Regions from separate parts of the Homo sapiens genome. Here region 1 is linked to region 2. Evidence: read pairs that join two places in POLR2A ChIA-PET (ENCODE). Cell type or tissue: Caco-2. All regions are shown on one strand.

The links. ChIA-PET counts read pairs that join two places held together with the same protein. Peaks named below come from ENCODE experiments on the same cell type or tissue, not always from the same donor. Only the 100,000 strongest peaks of a DNase experiment are listed, where the experiment ranks them.
Region 1: POLR2A ChIA-PET joins it to region 2 with 5 read pairs; 2 of 35 experiments call an interaction of 5 or more read pairs at or near these places.

The regions. Positions count from the first base shown.
Region 1 is chr4:3,833,480-3,835,979 of GRCh38, forward strand. No RefSeq gene overlaps it. Among named protein-coding and RNA genes, the nearest start is that of ADRA2C, 68 kb to the left of the region's middle. In Caco-2, no CTCF peak of the experiment used is centred here; no DNase peak of the experiment used is centred here.
Region 2 is chr4:4,322,915-4,325,414 of GRCh38, forward strand. No RefSeq gene overlaps it. Among named protein-coding and RNA genes, the nearest start is that of ZBTB49, 34 kb to the left of the region's middle. In Caco-2, no CTCF peak of the experiment used is centred here; a DNase peak (open chromatin) is centred at 1,466.

The DNA.
Region 1 (2,500 bases), 490 kb before region 2:
TGTGTCTGCCTGGGGGAGGCCTGGCTCTGCGGCATGGATGCTGGAGATGCTCTGCAGCTGCCAGTGAAGTGGCAGCTCCTACAGATCAGGGAGCTCCATGGGAATGTATGCGCCTCCTACAGATCGGGGGGCTCTGGGAGGTGATGGCCCAGGACCCAAACTCAAGATCGCGCCAGCGATCCCTGGTGGCCCTGGGTGGCCTGGGTGTGTCCTCCTGACAGGTGGATCATGGCTCCAGGAGAACTCTGCAGAGCAACAGCCTTCGACTCAAGGTTCCAGATCCTTCTCCAGCCAGATTGGCAGCAAGGAATTTTCCACGAGTGATCCCTCTTACCCACCGCCCACCTTCTGCTTGGTTACTCATTCTAATCATTCCTCTCCTCGCTTATCTATTAACAAAGTGGCTTCTGAAGCCATTGGCACCGCGGTCCCACTCGGCTCCCTCCCCTCCACACCCACAGTCTTAGCAGCAGCAGAGTCCTTCAGGCCCTCGGCCAGTGCCACCTCCCAGCCACGGCCCTGGTGAGCCTCCGTGTTTCTCTGTAGCCTGGGATGAGGCTCCTCATGCTCTCCCTGCCCCCTGCCTCCCACACCTTCTCCACACCAGCAGCTAAAGAGTTGGTTCCACAGTGCGCCCCTGATGGGTGACTGCCCCCTCAACGTCCTTCTCTGGCTCCCCATTGTCCCCGGATGAAGCACCGACCCCTGGATGGGGCATGAGGAAGGCTGGACGCTCGGCTCCTCAGCTGCAGGACCAGCCACTCCTGAGCTGCGGAAACTGCTCCGTGTTCCTTTGCTGAGCAAAACTCAAGAAGTTCTGGGTAAACGTGCTGCTCTGTGATGATTGGTGCCACCACTAGGGACTTTGTTGAGTTCCAAACCCAGCTGGAGCCAGTCCCCTCCGGGCCCAGATCACGGATGCTCAGACACCCTCCTGCCTTCCCGTCCCACCCTCCATCCACCCACACAGGAAAAGCAGGAAGCAGCCAATCAAATAGGTGCATGGCGAGGGGGCAGCTGCGGGCCAAGCTGGAGTACCAGCACTGGTGGCCGTTTCCTTTCCTCCTGTTCCCTGCTGTAGTAAATGCTCTCCTTCCCTTAAATAGATCCTCCTCACACCTCCGCCCTGCCCTGCCACACCCGCCCCCACCGACCCCGTGGCTTTATGGTGGCTGTTGATCAAAATGTCCCTCCCACCTGGCACAACGTAAACATGTGACCTGCATCTGTGGGGTCGCTTGCAGGGGACGCAGGCATCCATCCGAGGCCAGGCCAGGTGAGGGCCCAGTCGCCACGTGCAGTCCAGCTGCAGGGCAAGGGGTGCACTGAGGTCAGGGTGTGCACCGGGGGGCGGCCATGTTTCTATAGTGGGGAGAGGGAGTCTGTGTGCTGGAGGCAAGAGAGAGGCCAGCTCCTGAGATGAGCACAGCAGAGAGGAGAGGGAGGGAGAGAGATGAGGAGAGGGAGGGAGAGAGATGGGGAGAGGGCAGGGGTGAGGGAGAGAGAAAGACAAAAGAGAGAGGGAGAGGGAGGAGAGGGAGGAGAGAGAGGGAGGGGACAGAGACAGACAGACATGGAGAGAGAGAAGAGGGAAGGAGGGAAGAGAAAGAGAGGGAGAGTAGGGGAGAGAGGAAGGAGGGGAGAAAGGAAGGAGGGGAGAGAGGAAGCGGGGAGAGACAGAGGGAGACAGCTGGCTATAGCTGCACCAGAGACCACCCGACCCTCGGCCCAGCCTTCCCCTTTCCGGTGACAGGTGTCTGTGTGAAGTTCCAGGAGCCGCCTCCCTGTGTCCCTTTGTATCTAAACAAGGACTTACCAGGATGAGGTGGAGGTGACAGGGCGCTGTAGTGCTTCCGAATGGACAGGGTGTGGAGTCAGGGTGTGTAGTCAGCAAAACACAAAAGTCACAGACATTTGCCCCTGAACTAGCGCCAGGGTGCCCCCATGAGGCCCCAGACACAAGCATCTGAGGATGGCACCTGCAGCCCGAGACCTGCCTGGGGAGCAGCAGGCGGCCCTAGAGTGGGAGACTGTCAAAACCAGAGGGACAAAGCAAGAAGTGGGCCTCCTGGGCCTCCTGGGGACCGGACTGGCCAGAGCCTGGCTGGCAGGCTCCACACCTGGAGGGGACCTGGCCCCACCAGGAGCCACCAGGCCAGACACTATCACATCTACCTGTCCACCGACTTTCCTGGTGGGACCGTGCAGGAACAGGGATCTCACAGCCAGGGACACTGAGCAAGACCCCAACTTATCCCAAACCTGCAGCTTCCAACACTCTCAGAAGAGACGTTACACCAAACACAGGCTGAGCTGGAAGACACCTGCTACAGAGACTCATCTCCTGTCACTCTGCTGGCACCGCAGCAGTAGTTATGGGGGTGCCAGCTCCAAATCAGCCTCCAGATCAAACCCAGCTCTGTGGCCTTGGGCCTTGGGCCTTGGGCAGCTCAGCCTCTCTGCGCCTTGTTTTTTCACATGCAAAAGGAGGCGATAATCA
Region 2 (2,500 bases):
TCCTCCTTATGGCCTTGCTTCCTATTTCTCTCAGAACCTAGAAGCAAATAGGGGCCAGGCGTGGTGGCTCACACCTGTAATCTCAACACGTTGGGAGGCTGAGGCAGGTGGGTCACTTGAGGTCAGGAGTTCGAGACCAGCCTGGCCAACATGGTGAAACCTCATCTCTACTAAAAATACAAAAATTAGGTATACTGCCACATGCCTGTAGTCCCAGCTACTCAGGAGGCTGAGGCACGAGAATCGCTTGAACCTGGGAAGCGGAGGTTGCAGTGAGATCGCACCTCTGCACTCCAGCCTGGGCAACCGAGCAAGGCTGTCTCAAAAAAAAAAAAAAAAAAAAAGGAAAAGAAAAAAGAAACAAATAGGAAAGAACATTCCTCAAGCTCCCATAACACCTCCCTACCTCCCCACATCTGTGCCCGTGGACTCTGCACTTTCCCATCTAAAACCAACCTGCCCCCAACCCCTTGATTTCCCACCTCTGCTTTTTCTCACTAAGTCTTATTATCACCATCTGACCTACTATATAATCTTCCCCTATTACGATGTAACCTCTTCTTTTTTTTTTTTTAAATAGATACAGAGTCTCACTATGTTGCCCAGGCTGGTCTCAAACTCCTGAGCTCAAGTAATCCTCCCGCTTAGGCCTCCCAAAGTGCTAGGATTACGGGCATGAGCCACCGAGCCTGGCCAGGATATAAACTCTTTGTGTCTCTTTTGTTCACTGCTTTATCCTCAGTGCCCAGAACAGTGCCTGACCCTAAATGCTCAGTAACAAATAGTCAAATGAATGTCTTTGGAATACTTTTTAGTCAAAATACTGGACCTCCTAGATTGATTGATTTTTTTCTCCTGAACCTTGTTCATCAGACTCCACTGAAATACTTTTTGCCCAGGTGGCCCACGACCTCCCCATTGCTAAACCGAGTGAGAATTCTCAGTCCCCTTCCTAATGACTCTGAGGCAGGATATGACACGTCGGCAGCAAGTGCATTCCTTTTTTCTCCTTGAAACAACAACCAAGAGGACCACTCCTGCTAGGATTCCCCTTCATGCACGGGTGGCTCTGTCTTGGACTCCTTCCCCTACCCCAACACACATCTTAAAGTTGGGGTGCCCCAACTTTAAGAACACAGGCCCTGGACCTCCTCTCCGGCCTTGGCTCTGTCCCTAGGCCATCTCCTCAATGACAGAGCAGGAGCACTGTCATCTTGGACAAACAACTCCAAAAGTTCCAGCTCCCTTTCTAACCTCATGCGTTTCAAGGAAATGCAGCCAGGAAGAGCAGACAATGAAACACAGATAAGACAGCTTGAGCACAGAGGGAGGAGGGAAAGTCTCTTCGTAACCACCAAACTTCACCCTCATACAATGGGCCCCAGTAAAACAGTGGGCCCTAATAAGCACATTTCTTTCCCTTTAGGCATGCTGAGATAGGGAAGCTAAAAGCAAACTCGGGTGGTATGCCTGCAGCTGCAGGAAGATGTGTGGGAACAGATGCAAAAACTCTCCCTCCCAGATAAGCAAGACAAAGAGACACAGAAACATTCCGAGCCTGTGATAAGCTCTCCCACCCTGAACCCTTAAATACTCTTATTTTGTAAGAGAGAGGGCCTCTGACCTAAGTCGGCCAGAAGCCCCTCTCAGGTTTATTTTCCAAAATAACCTATCTTTGACTGTTGAGTGGCTTTTCATGTTTCTTTCCTCTTTATTTAACTCTTACACTCACATCTCATGACCTTAAATACTGTCTGCCCATGACTCCTCCCAAAACTCTGGATTCCTGTCCTGAGCTGCCTACCAGCGTCTTCACAGACACCCCAGACTAAGAGCTTTCAAGACCAAGCTCCTTGTCTTCTCAATTCATGGCCACCTTATTAAATGGCAATCCTGTTCCTCCAGGATTTTACTCAGACTAAAAACCTTAAGAGTTATCTTACTTCATCAGTATAAGTATGGAGGTGCCTCCTGTATGCCAGGTGCTGGATTTGCCAAAGGCTCAGAAAACAAGACCCCTAGGCCAAGTCACATTTTTGAATAAATCTGCTTGATGAGGACAATAATTTGCTCTTGTAGAATAAAACTTTAGGGAATAGCATTAAAACCAAAGCTCTCAGCTGGGCTCAATGGCTCATGCCTGTAATTCCAGCACTTTGGGAGGCTGAGGTGGGTAGATGTCAAGAGTTCAAGACCAGCCTGGCCAACATGGTGAAACCCCATCTCTACTAAAAATACAAAAATCAGCTGGGTGTGGTGGCAGGTGCCTGTGATCCCAGCTACTCAGGAGGCTGAGACAGGAGAATCGCTTGAACCAGGAGGCGGAGGTTGCAGTGAGCTGAGATAGTGCCACTGCGCCCCAGCCTGGGCAACAGAATGAGGCTCTGTCTCCAAAAACAAACAAACCAAAACCCCAAAGCCCTTTTCATTCACATTTCCTGTCTCTTCCTTTTCTGTTCTTGTTACCCTGGCCCCAAAGCCTTATCCTAAAGAAAGAAAA